Linked DNA regions of Homo sapiens: region 1 is linked to region 2. Evidence: chromatin loops called from intact Hi-C (ENCODE). Cell type or tissue: tibial artery. All regions are shown on one strand. Links, peaks and the distances in the headings refer to the core of each region. The heading gives the core; the rest is flanking DNA.

Region 1 (10,518 bases), core at 4,869-7,368, 64 kb after region 2:
GACTTGACAGCACTATTTTTATATGTCCCTCGAGGGTAGCCACAGTGCTCGCTAATCGGATTTATGACAAGAAAAGACCAGTGTCTCACAATTTATGGCAAGAGTAGGTTAGTAAGTTAGAGCCAGGCACTGGCGGAAGTTGGGCTCCTACCCTCTCACAGGAACTCTCTCCCTTAATGATTCCATTTCAGAGATGGCTCCCAGGCCCTTGAGAAAGATAGTCCTGGTTGGAAGCTGGCAAGAGGTTACTTAACTTTTGAAGAGACTTCCATATATCACAAAGGGACAGAGAAGAAACTCATAAGGATATTTTTTCTTTAAAAAAATGCTCAGAAAGAAAAAATCAGGGTTCCTATTCCCTTTTTCACTGGGACAAATTTGTTTCATTGGTAATTACCCTTGTATCCGCCAATGGTTCAATGACCTCCACCTTCTACTCTTCAGTCTTACCTCTAGTTCAGCCACTGCCTCCTACTCTCTGGTACTCAGCCCTGTGTCTTGCAGAGCTGCCTTTCTCCTTATATTCTCAACCCTGTTTCCTAAACTCAGGGATCTCCATGCTCTGCCTGGATCCTGCCTGCCTGCACTCCCTCCTGGATGCTCTTTGCAGGCTCTGAGCTGGGGTAGCCAGGGGGTCCCCTCCCTTGGATTCAGCCTCCAGACCACTATCCTGTGCTCCTGTCAGACACTTTCCAGGGTCTGGACATATTTGGGTCACATAGTGGATCTGACTTTCTATTTGTTTGATGCTGGAGGGAGTCTGGACCTTGTTCTTTCACATACACAGAAAACAAAGCTCTAAATTGATTTTGAAATTCTTTGTTATTAATTTTGGACTGAGATAAATTCTCTATTACTTTACAGTGACACAAATATTGTAGCTCAGTTCCTGGTAGTTAGAATTTTAGATAATTATTTTCAGTACTATGATTTCCCATATTTAATCAACTCGTAGGCAAGGCATGAATAGAGATTGTCTTATGTTAGAATACCTTTTTCTTTAATTTTTTGAATCAGCTCTCTTCCCACACCAACCCACAATCTCTCTGTTCTAGCCTCAGTCACTTTTGGTAGCCCTGAGTTTTTATTCTGGGCAACAAAGGCAGCTCAATAGATGATGGGTCTATGGCTCATTATATATGGGGCTCTTGCCAAGCAACACCTGGTGACCAGAAGGTGACCCAAGCTCTCTTCTCAGGGCAGATCACTATGCCTGAAACAAAAGAAGAACCCTTCCAGGGCAGAAATACTTAGCCTGAAAATCCTTTCATTCATTCACTGTTCAGGTGTCTTTATCCATTATTGAGCATGATAAATATCCAGACAGGTGCTTCCTGACATGTCCATGAGTTTAAGGATTAGACGTTACTTCTCCCAGGGATCCTGGTTCTTGCTCTTCTCATTTAAGGTTTTATTATCTCCCAACAACAGATACGAGAGCATGCTTAGGGCTTGGCAGCATAGAGGGGGTCTTTGGAAACCACTCAACTATACGCTGTGAGTAGTTTCAAAGGGCATTCGCATTTCTCTGTCCCTTCCAGGCCAGTCCTTGGAGAGATCAGGAAATCCAGAGCTTCCTACAAGAATGGGGATTCCTTGGAAGAGTTTCACCTTGGGACAAAAAAGAGGAATCATGGTGTCAAAGGCAATTGCCCAGGGTCTCAAGAATAGGGGCATGAAGAAGAGTTGGGCTGATGGGTGTGTGGCGGTCCTGGCTACCACCTCGAATGCTACCACTGCCTCTAGACCCTCTCAAGACGGTGACATTTCTTGGTTCCAATACCTAAAATAAGCAAAACTGGGAAGACGTAAACTTCTCCATTCTGTGCCAGACATGTCTTGGAGAAAACCTGTATATCTGAATGACCAAAGAAAAGTATGAGACAAAATGGAAAATCTATTCCAGGCCATACACAGTGTTTTGTTGGTACCCTGGGATCCACATGCATTTCAAGAAGACTGAAGTGTGCCAAGCCTGCAGGACATTGAGGAACATCTGCCAGGCCTGCCTCTTAGTCCTTGAGTATGGCCTGTCCATTCAGGTTCATGATACAGAATTGTCTTTAAAAGATGACTTGGCAAAGTCAGACATCAATGAAGAGTACTATATGCAGAATATAACAGACAGAACACAGCTAGTTGGCCAGCTGGGAGAGTCACATACACCAGTGACGTGCTGTACAAACTGGCACAGACCACACCCTACTACCAAAGGAATAAGCACATTTGCTCCTTCTGGGTGAAAGGAGAGTGTGAGGGAGAAGAAGAGGGCCCACACAGACATGGGAAGCCTACAGATCCAGATGACCCCCTTGCTGATAAGAATATTAAAGACTGATATGGAATCAATGACTCTGGAGCAGATAAGCTTCTAAAGCAGGCTTCACCATGTCTTGTCCAGATCCACCAGAGGACAAGGTTATCACCAGACTCTGTGTTGGTGATCTGGGTGATGCCATTACTGAGACAGATCTAAATAATCATTTCTAGTTATTTGAAGATCTGAGTGATCACTGTTGTGCAGACCAGAAAGTAGTGTGCTTTCGTCCAGGTTTCCACAGGGCAGGCTACAGAAGTGGCTGCAGAGAAATCCTTTAATAAGTTGATTGTCAAGGGCTGCAGACTCCGTAGAAAATGGAGAGGATCCCAAGCAGTCAGAGGAAAAGAAAAAGGACAGAACCGCAGGCTGGGATCCAGCTAACGCCTATTCCAGCACTGCCAGGAACAGGAACTCTTCCTCTTCCTGCAGTAGCAACAGATGTATCTGCCAACCACAGCAACATACACCCACATGCTCCTCCAGCTGTGGTGAGCATTGCCTGGCCACCAGCCCCTGGTGTGTCCTGCTGCTCCCCCCAGGATTTCAGCCACCCATGTTCCATCCAATGGGACCATTGCCTTCCTTTTGAGAGGACTCTAGGATCAATCCATTGTGTTGGATCCTGTGTTGGACTCCAGGATCAATCCATCTCAGGACCCCCAGAGGATGGGAGCTCGTTCTGGAAACCACAGCAGCCCCTGTCACATTTTCACCACCCTCAGGCTCTATGGAAGGAACATCAACTTAAAATCCCAATTAATGAACATTGGAGTAAATATTTTTTTTCTTTATTTATGGTTCCCAGAGCATCTGAATGTGGTCAGATATGGGCAGGAAATGACAGCCATGCTTTTTCATATGGATTCAAAGGATCAATGGAAATCAAATAAGCTTTCATTAAAACATGTTTACTACTATAACATGACTAATAAAACATACTGCCTGTTCCTCTCACCTCTATGGGGGACGAGCAGCTGAGTGAGTTATAGAATGTCCAATGGAGTTAGCATCCAATCATATAATCATTTGTCTCTTTTTATGAGGGTGGAAATTGGCTTGAGAGGAAAAAAAAACCTTTTGAACATGTTTGTGTCCATTGGGTATTTTCCATTTTATTATCTTAAAAGAAAGGGATTGGTATTCCTAATTTTTGTAGTGGTGTGTGTGATTTAACTCTTTTGAAGCCACACCCTCAGAAAAACAGGTAGAGACCAGTCCCCATCACAGCCCAGATATTTTCCTTCCTCTCTTTTTGTCATTTATCACCAAAGAAATCTGTACCCACCAAAAAGAAGGCAAAAATAAAATGTTTTTGTATTTCTATGAGTCAGATGAAAACGTGAACTTCATGGAGCTTTGTATCATGGGATCAGAAATTATTTTCATTTACCCAAAAATTATGGAAACAATTTTCCTTAGGTTTGACGAGTTTCCCTAAGCTCAAAAGCTGAACACAAGCATTTCCTGACATATCCTCAAGAAGAGAAACAGCCTTAAACAGATTTGAAAAACACATTAGTATAGAACCCACACATCCCTCCAGAGTCTATCTCAAGAAGAGCTCCTCGGTCACACCCTAGTCCTCTGCCCCAGGCCCCAAGATGTCCAGGAAGCTCTCCTCATTACCTCAGGGGAAAAAGCTCCCTGGGCATTGGGGCCCTCTGGGGGTCAGTGGCCCAGCCCTGGCAGTGCATCAGGGCCTCCTGGGAGCTTCAGGCCTGCTGATGCCAGGGCCCTAAGCTGGATCATCCTATCAGAATCTCTGGGATGAGACCTCACAGGATGGTAAAACCCTCAGCAGAGAGTTCTAATCTGCACCTGGGTGTGACTCCCAGTTACTGAAGTCTTCGCGTCCCTGTGGCACATTAAGATGAGTAAGGACAGGCCGGGCGCGGTGGCTCATGCCTATAATCCCAGCACTTCGGGAGGCTGAGGCAGGTGGATCACAAGGTCAGGAGTTGGAGACCAGCCTGGCCAACATGGTGAAACCCCATCTCTGCTAAAAATACAAAACTTAGCGGGATGTGGTGGCATGTGCCTGTAGTCCCAGCGACTCAGGAGGCTGAGGCAGGAGAATCGCTTGAACCCAGAAGGCAGAGGTTGCAGTGAGCTGAGGTCGTGCCACTGCACTCCAGCCTGGGTGACAGAGCGAGACTCTGTCTCAAAAAAAACAAGATGAGGAAGCACTAAGGTCACCCCTCTCCTCAGAACAGTGCATGACAAAGATAACCCTCTTCTTCTAGGGATGCAGATCTCAACCCAGGCTGCGTGTGAGAACTGCCCAGGGAGATTTTCACAAACACGATGGTCTCCTCCAATAGAATGTGTTTCTTAGACCTGTTTCTCCACATTTCTTGGGATAAGTTTATCAAAACCATTTTACTTCGCCTTTGTAGATGCCAGTTTGATACATCTTTCTCTTGAACAACTTTTGTCATTAATATATACACATCCCCACCTTATTTTTCACTTTTCTAACTCAGAGAGATATAGAAAAAATAAATCAACCAAAGTGTTTTTCCTTTTTCCTCACTCGACAATCAATACAGAATACTTCTGTGTCTTCTGTCACCAAAATGTATGGAGATTTCTCTGAATCAATAGCCTGGGAGTTGTATAATTCAGTTCTTTTTTCTTTTCTTTTTTTTTTTTTTTTGAGATGGAGTCTCTCTCTGTTGCCCAGGCTGGAGTGCAATGGCACAGTCTCGGCTCACTGCAACCTCTGCCTCCCGGGTTCAAGTGATTCTCCTGTCTCAGTCTCCCGAATAGCTGGGATTACAGGTGCCCGCCACCACGCCTGGCTAATTTTTGTATTTTTAGTAGAGACGGGGTTTCGTGTTGGCCAGGCTGGCCTCGAATTCCTGACCTCAGGTGATCCGCCCACCTCGGCCTCCCAAAGTGCTGAGATTACAGGCGTGAGCCACCACGCCCGACCAAGGTTGCATTGTTTTGTTTCTAATTAGCCTTTCCAAAGGAGGCAACAAGATACACATTTTTCTCAGTGAGCAGAGGGATGACTTTGAATAGAATGGAAGGCAGGTTTGCCCTAAGCAGTTCCCAACTTGACTTTTCCCTTTAGATGAGTGATTTTGGGGTTCCAATATTTATTTACCTTTCACTGATTTAACAGACAGAGAGGAACTGGAAAGAATTCAAAAATGAAGCCAGCAGAATTCTTGCACCACAGAATCAGTGTTGCAGCCTGGGAACAGGCATCCTCTCTCCACATGTAGAAGCAATGCCACTTCTTCACCTGGATGATACAGTCTCTTGACTGTAGATACAATTTCACTGTAACAGACCATTTCTTAGCCCCACCCCAACCTCTGAGGAGGGAGAGAGGCTGAAAGTTATTTTCATATTTTCTACTAAAAATATGAAAATTAGCTGGGCGTGGTGGCAGGCATCTGTAATCCCAGTTACTTGGGTGGCTGAGGCAGGAGAATCGCTTGAACCCGGGAGGTGGAGGTTGCAATGAACTGAGATGGTGCCGTTGCACTCCAGCCTGGGTGACAAGAGCAAGACTTCATCTTAAAAAAAAAAAAAAAGAATGTAACCGTTTGTCATGCCTTTGCTTTGAGTTGTCCTGCCTTTCAGGACTGAACCAATGTTCATCTTACATAGATTGGTTAATATCCCATTTCTCCCTAAAAATGTATAAAACCAAGCTCTGCCCTGACCACCTTGAGCACATGTCATCAGGACCTCCTGAAGCTGTGTCACAGGCATGCATCCTTAACCTTGGCAAAATTAACTTTGTAAATTGACTGAGACCCATCTCAGGTACTTGGGGTTCACAAGTTTCACCACTAGCTCCACAGGCATCCCAGCCCTTCTCCTTTGTCTGTTCTGGCTGCAGCTTCCTCCCTGCCCTCCCCACTCCAGGTCATTTCACATGGGACTTCATCATTCTGATGAGTAGTCTGAAATTATGCTAATGCCATGAGAAATCATTTTCAGTGGGAGTTTGAGGCCATTTTTTTTTTTGAGACAGAATTTCGCTCTTGCTGCCCAGACTGGAGTGCAGTGGTGTGATCTTGGCTCACTGCAACCTCCACTTCCCAGGTTCAAGTAATTCTCCTGCCTCAGCCTCCCGAGTAGCTGGGATTACAGGTGAGCGCCATCACGCCCAACTAATTTTGTATTTTTAGTAGAGACTTGGTTTCACCATGTTGGTGAGGCTGGTCTCGAACTCCTGACCTCAGGTGATCCGCCTGCCTCAGCCTCCCAAAATGCTGGGATTATAGGTATGAGGCCATTTAAAGACATTAAATACAAAATTCTGACCACTTAATTGAGAAAAAAGGAAAGCAATGTTAATGTTATCACCTCAGGCCTGTTAGAACGGTTCTTATCAAAAAGACTAATGATTTCAAGTGTTGGCAAAGATGTGGAGAAAAGAAAACTCTTGTACCCTATTGGTGGGAATGTAAAGTAGTACAGCCATTCTGAAAACGGTATGGACGTTCTTCAAAAAACTAGAAATAAAAGTATCCTGGCCAGGCGCAGTGGCTCACGCGTGTAATCCCAGCACTTTGGGAGGCTGAGGCGGGCAGGTCACGAGGTCAGGAGATCGAGACCATCCTGGCCAACATAGTGAAACCCCATCTCTACTAAAACTACAAAAATTAGCCAGGCATGGTGGCGCATGCCTGTAATCCCAGCTACTTGGGAGACAGAGGCAGAAGAATCCCTTGAACCTGGGAGGCAGAGGTTGCACTGAGTCGAGAATGCGCCACAGCACTCTAGCCTGGTGACAGAGTGAGACTCCATCAAAAAAAAAAAGGTATCCTATGATCTAGCAATTCCACTTTTGTGGTATATATCAAAAAGAATTTAAATTAGTATATTGAAGAGAGATATTTACCCTCATGGTTATTTTGGCATTACTGACAATAATCAAGATATGGAAGCAACCCAAGTGTCCATCAATGGATGAATGAAGAAACTGTGGGCTGAGCATGGTGGCTTATGCCTGTAATCCCACACTTTGGGAAGACAAAGCGGGCAGATGGCTTGAAGTCAGGAGTTCAGGACCAGCCTGGCCAACATGCCCGTCTCTACTAAAAATACAAAAATTGGCTGGGCATGGTGGTGGGGACCTGTAATCCCAGCTACCCAGGAGGTTGAGTCAGAAGAATAGCCTGAACCCAGGAGGAGGAGGTTGCAGTGAGCTGAAATCATGCCATTGCACTCCAGCCTGGGCAACAGAGCAAGAACCTGTCTCAAAAAAAAAAAAAAAAAAAAAAAAAAAAAAAAAAAAAGAAAAAGAAAAAAGAAAGAAAGAATAGAAAAGAAAATGTGGTGTATATATATATTGGAGAACTATTTTTCCATAAAAAAGAGGGAAATTATGTCATCTGTGATATCTTGGATTTAACCAGAGGATATTCTGCTATGTGAAGTAAACCAGGCATAGAAAGACAAATACTATATGATCTCACCTATACGTGGAATCAAAAAGGTTGATCTCACAGAAACAGAGAAAAGAGACTAGAAAGGTGGCAACCAGAGGCTGGGTCAGGGGGACGGGAAGAATACGGAAAAAGAAGATGTTTATGGAAGGATACAAACTTTTATTTAGTCTGGAGGAATAAGTGTGTTCTATTGTACTGCATGGTGAACACAGTTAATAATGAATTGTACATTTAAATCACAATATTCAATTTTTAATATTCTCACAACAAAAAAGATGCTAAATTGGTGAGTGGATGGCTATGTTAATTGGCTCAATTGAATCTTTCCATACTGTATACATATATCAAACATCACATTGTATCTCATAAATATATAATAATTTTTTTTAATTGAAAAGAAAAGGGTGGAACCAAGATGGCCGAATAGGAACAGCTCCAGTCTACAGCTCCCAGCGTGAGTGACACAGAAGACGGGTGATTTCTGCATTTCCAACTGAGGTACTGGGTTCATCTCACTGGGGAGTGTCAGACAGTGGGTGCACTGCACTGAGTGTGCGCCGAAGCAGGGCGAGGCATCGCCTCACCCGGGAAGCGCAAGGGGTCAGGGAATTCCCTTTCCTAGTCAAAGAAAGGGGTGACAGATGGCACCTGGAAAATCGGGTCACTCCCACCCTGATACTGCACTTTTTCCAACAGTCTTAGCAAACGGCACACCAGGAGATTATATCTCCCGCCTGGCTTGGAGGGTCCTATGCCCACGGAGCCTCACTTATTGCTAGCACAGCAGTCTGAGATCAAACTGCAAGGCGGCAGTGAGGCTGGGGGAGGGGCATCCGCCATTGCCGAGGCTTGAGTAGGTAAAGAAAACAGCTGGGAAGCTCGATCTGGGTGGAGCCCACCACAGCTCAAGGAGGCCTTCTTGTCTCTGTAGACTCCACCTCTGGGGGCAGGGCATAGCCAAACAAAAGGCAGCAGAAACCTCTGCAGACTTAAATGCCCCTGTCTGACAGCTTTGAAGAGAGTAGTGGTTCTCCCAGCACGCAGCTTGGATCTGAGAACGGACAGACTGCCTCCTCAAGTGGGTCCCTGACCCCCTAGTAGCCTAACTGGGAGGCACCCCCCAGTAGGGGCAGACTGACACCTCACAAGGCCGGATAATCCTCTGAGACAAAACTTTCAGAGGAACGAATAGGCAGCAACATTTGCTGTTCACCAATATCCGCTGTTCTGCAGCCTCCGCTGCTGATACCCAGGCAAACAGGGTCTGGAGTGGACCTCCAGGAAACTCCAACAGACATGCAGCTGAGGGTCCTGACTGTTAGAAGGAAAACTAACAAACAGGACATCCACACCAAAAACCCATCTGTACATCACCATCGTCAAAGACCAAAGGTAGATAAAACCACAAAGATGGGGAAAAAACAGAGCAGAAAAACTGGAAACTCTAAAAATCAGGGGGCCTCTCCTCTTCCAAAGGAATGCAGCTCCCCACCAGCAATGGAACAAAGCTGGACGGAGAATGACTTTGATGAGAGAAGAAGGCTTCAGATGATCAAACCTGAGCTAAAGGAGGATGTTTGAACCTATGGCAAAGAAGTTAAAAACCTTGAAAAAAATTAGACGAATGGCTGACTAGAATAACCAATGCAGAGAAGTCCTCAAAGGACCTGATGGAGCTGAAAACCATGGCATGAGAACTACGTGATGAATGCACAAGCCTCAGTAGCCAATTCAATCAACTGGAAGAAAGGGTATCAGCGATGGAAGACCAAATGAATGAAATGAAGCGAGAAGAGAAGTTTAGAGAAAAAAGAATAAAAAGAAATGAACAAAGCCTCCAAGAAATATGGGACTATGTGAAAAGACCAAATCTACGTCTGATTGGTGTACCTGAAAGTGAAGGGGAGAACGGAACCAAGTTGGAAAACACTCTGCAGGATATTATCCAGGAGAACTTCCCCAATCTAGCAAGGCAGGCCAACATTCAAATTCAGGAAATATAGAGAATGCCACAAAGATACTCCTCAAGAAGAGCAACTCCAAGACACATAATAGTCAGATTCACCAAAGTTGAAATCAACGAAAAAATGTTAAAGGCAGCCAGAGAGAAAGGTCAGGTTACCCACAAAGGGAAGCCTATCAGACTAACAGCTGATCTCTCAGCAGAAACTCTACAAGCCAGAGGAGAGTGGGGGCCAATATTCAACATTCTTAAAGAAAAGAATTTTCAACCCAGAATTTCATATCCAGCCAAACTAAGCTTCATAAGTGAAGGAGAAATAAAATACTTTACAGACAAGCAAATGCTGAGAGATTTTGTCACCACCAGGCCTGCCCTAAAAGAGCTCCTGAAGGAAGCACTAAACATGGAAAGGAACAACCGGTAGTAGCCACTGCAAAAACATGCCAAATTGTAAAGACCATGGAGGCTAGGAAGAAACTGCATCAACTAACGAGCAATAACTAGCTAACATCATAATGACAGGATCAAATTCACACATAAGAATATTAACCTTCAATGTAAATGGGCTAAATGCTCCAATTAAAAGACACAGACTGGCAAATTGGATAAGGAGTCAAGACCCATCAGTGTGCTGTATTCAGGAAACCCATCTCACGTGCAGAGACACACATAGGCTCAAAATAAAGGGATGGAGGAAGATCTATCAAGCAAACGGAAAACAAAAAAAGGCAGGTGTTGCAATCCTAGTCTCTGATAAAACAGACTTTAAACCAACAAAGATCCAAAGAGACAAAGAAGGCCATTACATAATGGTAAAG
Region 2 (10,518 bases), core at 3,842-6,341:
GGAAAAAGAGACAATGGGGACTTATACAGAGGGGGAGTAAAGGAAGGAGGCAAGGGCTGAAAAACTACCTATTAGGCACTATGCTCATTATCTGGGTGATGGGATTATTCATACCCCAAACCAGTGTCATGCAATATACCCATATAATAAACCAGCACATGTATACATTGAATCTAAAATAAAAGTCAAAAGTATATAAAAAAAAATAGAAAAGAAAAAGGAAAAAAAATGGGGTCTTACTCTGTCACTCAGACTGGAGTACACTGGTACAATTACAGCTCAATGTAGCCTAGCCTCAAATTCCTGGGGTAAAGCAATCCTCCTGACACAGCCTCCTGAGTCACTGGGACTACAGGCACATGCCACAACAACTAATTAAAAAAAATCTTAGACACAGGGTCTTGCAATATTGCCTAGGCTGGCCTCAAGTGATCCTCCTGCCTTAGCTTCCAAAGTAGCTGGGATTACACGCACATGTCACTGTGCCTAGTAAAATATCTATTTTAAAGATGCTCAACCAATTACAGGAGAACACAGACAAATAAAAGAAGATAAAAATACATGAAGAAAATGAGCTTATGAACTGTAAAAACACAAAGTGTGGAGCTGAAAAATAACTGAATTTAAGGATTCACTAGAGGGTTCAACAGCAGACTTGATGTAGGAGAAAAAGACCCAACAAGCTTGGTAATAAGTTATTTGAAAGTTTATGGTCAGGACAGTAAAAAGAAAAAAAGAAAACAACAGAGTGTCTAAGGGACTAATTGGGTACTATCAAGTAGGCCAATATGCTCATAATAGGAATTCTAGAATGCAAAGAGAGAGAAAAGAGTAGAAAATTTATTTGAAGAAATGATGGCTGAGAATTTTCCAAATTTGAGGGAGAAAATGGCCTAAAATTTAATGAAACTCTACCAACTCTAACTAGTAGCAACACAAAGAGACCCACAACAAGACACATTCTAATCAGAGATTCAAAAGTTACAAACAAAGGGAATTTAGAAGCCAAAAAACAACAAAAAAACCCCCAGTGACTTGATATACAAGGCCCACTCCTATAGGATGACCAGCAGATGGTCTCAGCAAAAAATCTCACAGGTCAGAAAGTTGAAGAATGATATATTCAAAGTGCTGAATAATGACAACTACCAATCAAGAAAATGTTATCTTCCAAAACTATCCTTTAAAAATTTGGAAATAAAGAATATTCAAAATCAACAAAAGCCAAATGAATTCATACCCACTAGATCTGTTCTAAAAGAAGTGCTAAAGAGAAACAGTTCTTCATATTGAAAAATAAAATGATGGTAAATAGTAACACAAAATTAATAGAAATATAAAGTTTTCTGGTAACAGTAATTATATACACAATAAAATATTCTGTATTATGACGACAGTGCAGAGAATACTTTTAATTCTGCTATAGATTTGAAGTCAAACACTTAAAAATAACCACAAATCTGTGCTAATGGATTCACAGTATAAAGTGATATAATTTGTGATATCAATAAAATACAATGGAGGGCTCCTAAAGAGGCAGGATTTTTGTATGCAATTAAGGTTAGCAGCTTGAGGTAAATTGTTATAACTTTAAGATGTTTTACATAATATCTATGGTAACCACAAAGCAAATACCTATAACAGATACACAGAGAGAAGTGGGAAAGGAATTAAAACATGTCACTACAAAAATCAACAAAACACTAAGGAAGATAGCAAGAGAGGAAAACAGGACCAAAATAGATACAAGACCTAAAACAAAAAAGTGAACAAAATGCAATAGTGAGTCATTCTCTTTCAGTAATTACTTTCTACATAAATGAATAAATTCGAAAGACAACTTGGCTGAATAAATTCAAGAAAAAAGATCCAACTCCATGCTTTCCATGGAAGGCCAAATTTAGATCTAAGAACACACATAAGCTGAACATGAAAGAATGGAAAAAAATAATGAGAAAAGTAAAATACTGTCATATTAGTTAAAATACATGTTACATCAAAACATATCACAAGAGATAAGAAAGAGCACTATATAATTATAAAAGGGTTCATTGTCCAGGAAGCTATAATAAATATTAACATATATGCACATAACATCACACCTCTCAAATACATGCAGCAACTGGGAAACTTTTACAGAATTGAAGCAATAAGTAGCCAGCAGTACAATAGTAGTAGGAGACTTCCATACTCCACTTTCAGTAATGGAAAGAATAAAAGAGACAGAAGATGAATAAGGAAACAGAGGACTTGAACAACACTATAGACCATTAGACCTAACAGTCATATACATAACTGACCATTCAACAGCAGAATACATAATATCCATAACCATACATGACACATTATCACAGATAGACAACCTGTTAAGCTGCAAAACAGTCTTACCAAATTTAACCAGATGAAAATCACACAAAGCATCACTTCTTACTACAACAGAATAAAACTAGAAGAACAGAAAGAAAAATGGCATGTCCACGAATATGTGAAAATTAAATAAATTCTCAAACACACTCTTGTTCAAGAATTTGAAGACAATATTGTTAAGATGTCAATACTACCCATTGAATCTACAGATTCAATGCACTCTCCATCAAAATATTAATGGAACTTTTCACACAAGTATTAAAATAGTCTAAAATGTCTGTGGTATCTCAAGAGACCACAGATGGATAAAAGTCTTCCACAGATGGATAAACAATCTTGGGAAAGAAAAACAAAGAGGCATCATACTTTCTGATTTCAAAACATACTATAAAGCTATTGTACTCAAAACAGTGTGCTACTGACGTAAAGGTAAATAAAAGATGAAACAGATTGGAGAGTCCAGAAATAAACACTCATGTAGACAGTAAACTTATTTTCAATGAGGGTTCCAAGAATTCACAATGAGAAAAGGACAGTCTCTTCAACAAACAGGCTTGGGAATATTGGAAATCCACAGGGAAAAAATAAAGTTACCTTACCTTGCGCATTTACAAATGTGAACTCAAAATGGACTGACTTATATTTTGTAGCTACTGTAACTTGCATTTTTTATTTTCTTTTTCAGATGGTTTTCTATCAGCACACAGAGATGCTATTGATATTTATATGTTGACTTTGTATCCTGCAACTTTACAGAACTTGTTTATTAGTTCTGACAGGTTTTTGGTGTCATGCTTTATGTTTTTTTAATACACAAGGTCATTTTGTCTGTAAACAAGGATGATTTCATTTTTCCATTCCAATTTGAATGCCTTTCACTTCTTTCTCTTGACTTACTGCTCTGGCTAGGACTTCTAGTACTATGTTGAATAGGAGTGGTGAAACTGGGTACCTTATCATGTTACAGATCTCAGAGAAATAGCTTTCATCTTTTCCCTGTTTGGTAAATTAACACTAGTTTGTCATATTTACCTTGTTGAGATACATACCTTCTATACATAATTTGCTTAGAGTTTTCACTATAAAGAATGTTGACTTCTGTCAAATACTTTTTCTGTGTATACAAATAACTATAAAAAATTAAGATACCCAGCTATAAACTTAAATAAAAAGGTGAAAGATCTCTACACTGAAAATCATAAAACATGGATAAAAAATGAAATACATGTGAATAAATGAAAATATATTGTGTTTATATATTGGAAGAATATTATTAAAATGGGCATGCTACCCAAAGTGACCTATAGATTTAATGCAATTTCTATCAGAATACCAATGACATTCTTCACAAAAAATAGAAAAAACCCCCACAAAAACTAAATGTACATGGAACCACAAAATACCCTGAATAGCCAAAGCAATCCTGAGCAAAAGGAACAAGGCTGAAGGCATCACACCACCTGACTTCAAAATTTACTACAAAGCTATAGTATCCCAAAGAGCATTGTACTGGCATTAAAACAAACACATAGACCAACATGCCCAATGAGTCCATAAATAAATTCATGCACCTAAAGCTGACTGATTTTCAACAAAGATGCCGAGAACACACTTTGGCGAAAGGACAATCTCTTTAATAAATGGTGCAGGAAAAAACTGAATATCCATATGCAGAAGAGTAAGACTAGACCCCTAACCCTCATCCTATACAAAAACCAACTCAAAATGGATTATAGACTTAAATGTAATGCCCTAAACTATGAAACTATTAGATGAAAGCAGGGCAAATACTTTACAACATCGGACTTGGAAAGACTTCAAAGCCAAGGCAACCTAAGCAAAAATAGGCAAATGAGATTACATCAACCTAAAACATTTTTGCATATGAAATGAAATAACAGAGTGAAGAGACAACATAGACAACGGGAGAAAATATTCGCAAACTATATATATGACAAGAGGTTAATGTCAAGTACATAAGAAATTTGAAATCTCAAAATAAGACAAACATTAATCCAATTTTAAAATGTGCCAAAGACCTTAATAGACATTAGTGAAAAGAAGACATACGAATGGCCAACAGGTACATAAAAAGATGCTCATCATAATTAATCATCAAGGGAGTGCAAATCCAAACCACAATGAGATGCCATCACACTCTATTTAAAATGACTATAATCAAAAAGACAAAATTATAACTAAAACAAGTATTGGTGAGGATGTGAAGGAAAGAGAACACATGTACACTGTCGATGGGATTGTAAAGTAGTATGGCCACTATAGAAGAGTATGGAAGTTCCTGAAAAATTAAAAATACAGCTGTCATATGATTTAGCAATTCCACTATTGGGTATATATCCAAAAGAAAGGAAGTCAATGTGTCAAAAACATAGCTGCATTCCCATGTTTACGGCAGCACTCTTTATAACAGCCAAGATATGAAATCAATCCAAATGTACACCGAGATAAATGGATAAAGAAAATGTGGTATACATGCACAATGAAATACTATTCAGCCATTCAAAAAGAATAAAATCCTGTCCTTTGCAATAACATGGATGAACCGTGAGATATCATGTTAAGTGAATAGGCCATATACAGAAGGATAAACCCTTCGTGATCTTACTCAAATGAGTAATGTAAAAAAAAAAAAGAAAGAGAGAAGAAAAGGGCTGGGCGCGGTGGCTCATGCCTCTAATCCCAGCACTTTGGGAGGCCATGGTGGGCAGATCACTTTAGGTCAAGAGTTCAAGACTAGCCTGGCCAACATGGTGAAACCCCGTCTCTACTAAAAATACAAAAAATTAGCTGGGCATGGTGGTGCGTGCCTGTAATCCCAGCTACTTGGGAGGCTGAGGCAGGAGAATAGCTTGAGCCCAGGAGCAGAGGTTGCCATGAGCTGAGATCACGCCACTGCACTCCAGCCTGGGTGACAGAGCTAGACTCTGCCTAAAAAAAAAAAAGGAAAAAAAGTTGATAATAAGCAGAGAATATAACAGTTGTTACCAGAGACTGAAGGGGCAGAAAGAGAAAGAGGTTGGTTAACATGCATAAAGTTACAATTACATAGGAGAAATAAGTTCTAGTGTTCTCTTACACAGCAGGATAACAATGGTTAATAGGAGGGTATTGCATATTACAAAATAGCTGGAAGAGACTAGTCACAGTGTTACATCCTTGTAATCTCTGCATTTTGGGAGGCTGAAGCAGGAGGACTACTTGAGGTCAGGAGTTCAAGGTCAGCCTGGACAATGTAGTGAGACCCTATATGCAAAAATTTTAACAAATTACCCAGGCATGGTGGCACATGCCTGTAGTCCTAGCTACTTGGGGAGCTGAGGCCAGAGGATCACTTGAGCCCAGGAGTTTGAAGTTACAGTGAACTACAATTGTGCCACTGCACTTCAGTCTGGGTGATAGAGTGAGATCCTGTCTCTACAAACAATAAAAATTAAAATAAAACAGCTAGAACAGAGACTTTTGAATGTTCTCACTACAAAGAATTATCAAATACATGAGGTAATGCACTAAGCATCCTGATATGATCATTATACAACACACACATATATATAAAATTATACCCAATAAATATGTACAATTAACATTGTATCAATTTAAAAAGCAAACTAAAAGTTAAACATAAAACCTATAAATGTAAAACTCCTAGAAGAATACATAAGGGGAAAGCTTGGTCATGAAAATTGGTCTTGGCAATGAATTTTTTGACATAATATCAAAGGATGAGGCAACAAAAAGCAAGAACATACACATGGTACTACATCCGTGTATCCAAAATATTCCAAACATATTCAAAACAGAACGTGGAATAGATGTTTGCACACCCATGTACCCTGCAGCATTACTCCCAAAAGACAATACCTGGAAGCAATCAAAATGTCCCTTTATGGATGAGCAGATTAAACAAATGTGGCACACATACACAACAGAACATTACTGAGCCTTAAAAATCAGAGACATTTTGACAAATATTATAATAAGGACAAACCCTGAGGATATTGTTAGGTGAAATAAGATAGTCAAAAAGAAAGAGACACTGTTTGATTACACTTACATAAAGTATCTACAGTAGCCAAACTCATAGAAACATTAGGCAGAATGGTGCTCTTCAGGAGCTGGAGAGAAGCGTGGAAAGGACAATTTGTTGTTTAATGGGTATTCACTTTGACTTCTGTAAAATAAAAATGATCTACAAACCTCTTGTAAAACAATATGACTATACTTAACACTAATAAACTGTACACTTAAAAATGTTTGAGATGACAATTATATGTTTTCACCATTAAAAATTTGGCTACCTAAAAGAGATAGTTATAAAATGTTTCAAAAATCACCTTCAAAGAACAAAAGTGTTCCTCTCACATAATTATATAGATCCAAACAATAGATTGTGAATTTAAGATTATTTCCTAAACTACTTATCTAGAAAGAATAAAGCAATCATTAACAGCTAAGAAAAAAAATACAAGATAAATCATGAACAAAGTAGAGGCAATATTTATACAGATGAATAGCACGTAGTATTTTATAAGCAACAGGCATATAGCTAATTCATATATAAATTAAACATTATATTGTCTTAAAGTGTACAGAGTTGAAAATCATCATCCAACTCATAATATCAAGGTTGAAAAACAAAAATGCAATTAACTGATCTAAGGAAACCTATCTGAAAAAAAAGAAACACAATCATATGGAATCAATAACAAGAATAAGAGAAATTTTAGTACATAAAATAATAAATACAACATAGATATTCTATTAAAAAATAATCCTTTAGATATTTGCAGTTATCAACTGTGTGCACCCATGAAGAACAGGCATTTTGAATCATTGCCATTCAATGAATGGCAGTAAAATGTCACAGAAAATGCATTATAATCACTAATAATTAGCTCTAATGAGAAAAGTTTAATGAATAAATATTTAAAAGACACTAGGAAAACTTCTTTATCATGTTATCAATATATTGGTGCTATTCTTACACAAAATATAATGGCTATAATAAAGTCTTTGAAGCTAAGAAAAGCTTTATATTTCCAAATCAAGGAACAACATAAATGTTGCAAAATACGGTGAGAATTGCTAAAATATAAAGTCAGTATTTGGAATTAAATTATACATCATTTAAATACAAAATGGTTATAAATCTTAATAATTCTTTTTTGCTTGCAGTAAACTTAAACTTATAATCAAACATATTAATAAATACATGGTGCCCACTAGTAATCTAATTTACATCTTATACAATGTGCACATTCGAGCATTTTGTTTCAGAACTTTTCATTCCAAATATCACAAATTTGATATATTTTCAAAAGTGAAACATATAGGATTGGAAACATAAGCAAGATGACAGAATAGGAGGCCCCCATGCATATTTCTCACAACATAATGTGGCAGCCATGCCTTTATGGGAGCTTTGCGATCCAGGTCAGAATTTCTGATGCCCGGCTGAAGCCCAAGATCAAGGAGGACAATTTGAGGACAAGTCCTTAACTGAAGGGTAGGCTTGTTGATTATGGTTCTGGACACAAAACAAAAAAATTGCCATATCCCACCGTAGATTTAACTATAGCTCATTTGGCCTTGGTCCTGCTGCTCGAAAAATCTGCCAAGAATCCAGGAGGATTCCTTCCCACTTGAGATTCAGGTGACAGGCCTGAAGACCGTGATCCTGTCTGTGGCCCCTGAATAAGGCAAAATCCATCTCCATCACTTCTCAGTCATGGTCTGGAAAAAGTTCTGTCCACACAGGGACCCTCAGGGAAAAACATCCATCTGTGCCCCTGGGTGTAGAACTGCCAACACTGACTGGAATGGGAATCCTGAAGTGGCACTGAAACTTTGCTTCAGTTTCATGCAGCCACAGGTCAGGAGTTTTGCTCAACCTGGGACCTGCCTGAAAGCACACACATCTGTGCCCCTGGAGCTAGACTTGCTGACATTAGTCTCACTGTGAATCTTAAAGTAGCCCTGTAAGTTTGGCTCTACTTTCTGTCAGCCAGGGTCTGGGAGCAGTTCTGCTCAATGAGAAACCTGGAAGGAGACAAGCCATGGGCCCAGGGCCCATATCCTGCAGCACCCCTGTGAATCAGTTCCAGACCCTCTCAGCTGTGACCAGGGGTCCCATAAAACCCACTGCAGACCCAGTAGCAGTCATGTGACACAGCTCCAACACACTCAAGTGCAATCTTAGTCAAAATCTCATCAGCTCAGGGATCCGAAAGAATAAAGTATTTACTTCCCAAAACTAGTCTATAATGATTGGAAGAGATGTTTGCTCCTTCACATTCAGGGAAATAAACATAAGGCTACACAGATTATAAAGAATCAGGCAAACCACCACCACCACCACCAAAGGAAACTAAAAAGCCATAGTAATCATCTCCAAAGAAATGGAGATCTGAAAGTTGGCTGACAAATAATTCAAAATAATCATCTTAAAGAATTTCACTGGGAGGCCGAGGCAGGTGGATCATGAGGTCAGGAGATGGAGACCATCCTGACTAACACGGTGAAACCCCGCCTCTACTAAAAAATACAAAAAATTAGCCGGGCATGGTGGGTGGGCACCTGTAGTCTCAGCTACTCGGGAGGCTGAGGCAGGAGAATGGCGTGAACCCGGGAGGCGGAGCTTGCAGTGAGCTGAGATCACGCCACTGCACTCCCGCCTGGGCAACAGAGCGAGACTCCATCTCAAACAAACAAACAAAAAAAGAATTTCAGTGAGATTCAAAAGAACACAGATAGATAACTAAAAAGTTTCATAATACTATATTTGAACAAAATGAGACTTTTAATAGAGAAATAGAAACCATTAAAAAGAACCAAACAGAAATCTTGGCACTAAAGTGAACAATGGAAGAACTGAAAAAATGTAACAGTTTTAACAAGAGACTCAATCATGAAAAAAAAAAAAAATCAGCAAACTCAAAGACAGGTCATTTGAAAGTAATCAATTAGAAAAAAAATGAAAGCAAGAAGGGAGCATATAGGCTATATATCATAAAGTGAACAAATATACATATTTTAGGATTTTCAGAGGAAGAAAGAAACAGGAAAAAAAGATTATTTAAAGATATAATGTCTTAAAATTCCCCAAATCTGGAAAAGGATATGAACAACCAGTTTCATAAAGCTCAAAATAACTACAGCAAGAAGAACCTAATGAAGATATCCCTGGGACATATTATAATTAAATTGTCAAAATTCAAAGACAAAGCAAGAATCATGAAAGCAGCATGAGATAAGAGATTCTTCACATACAAGGGAAACTTTATAATGTTATCAGTAGATTTTTTAGCAGAAACCTTACAGGCCAAATGGGAGTTATACCATATATTCAAAGTGCTGAAAGAAGGAAGATTAAAAAAAAAAGACAACTAAGAAGGCTATATACAACAAAGCATCTTCTAGAAATAAAAGACAGATGAAGACATTTCAAGGCCCCCCCACCAAAAAAAAAGTTAAGGGAATTCATCACCACTAGACCTGTCTAGAAATGCTAAAGGACTAGAGGGAATTACTCAAGTTGAAATGATGAAATGCAAACTAAATATGAAAACATTAAAACTACAAATATTACTGGAAATGGTACATAGTGAAATTCAGAATACTCGAATACTGTAACGGTGGTACATAAATCACTTTTAATTCTAGTATAAGAACTATAAAACAGAAGTATTTTTTAAAAGTATAGCTGATAATTTGTTAATGAATACACAATATAAAAAGTTTTAAAGTGTGACATAGATAATGTAAAATGTGTGAAGGGGAGGAAAGCTGTACAGTTTTTCTATGTATAAAAGTTGAATTATTATCATCTTAAACTAGACTGTTATATAATGTTTATGTAAGTCTTATAACCACTGGGGAAAAAAAACTGTAGTAGATACATACAATAAAAAGAGAAAGTAATCAAAGTATATAAAAACAACAAAAACAAGACAAAAAATTAATAAAACCATAGGGAAGACAGCATAAGAGGAAAAAAGAAACAAATGAAGTATAAAACAGAAAACAAAATTATAATGGTTACCTATCAATAATTACATATAAAGTGGTTAAATTATCCAATAAACAGACACTGATATAGACTGAATGTCACTTTCAAAATTTAGGTTAAAATTT

The links. Peaks named below come from ENCODE experiments on the same cell type or tissue, not always from the same donor. Only the 100,000 strongest peaks of a DNase experiment are listed, where the experiment ranks them.
Region 1: a loop joins it to region 2, with 4 times the contacts of the local background. A loop is called at or near these places in 1 of 110 quality-filtered maps.

The regions. Positions count from the first base shown.
Region 1 is chr16:31,679,083-31,689,600 of GRCh38, forward strand. It overlaps the pseudogene RBM22P12. Among named protein-coding and RNA genes, the nearest start is that of KRABD5, 29 kb to the right of the region's middle. In tibial artery, for the core only: no CTCF peak of the experiment used is centred there; no DNase peak of the experiment used is centred there; H3K27me3 peaks cover 605 bases.
Region 2 is chr16:31,616,212-31,626,729 of GRCh38, forward strand. No RefSeq gene overlaps it. Among named protein-coding and RNA genes, the nearest start is that of LINC02190, 68 kb to the left of the region's middle. In tibial artery, for the core only: no CTCF peak of the experiment used is centred there; a DNase peak (open chromatin) is centred at 5,067.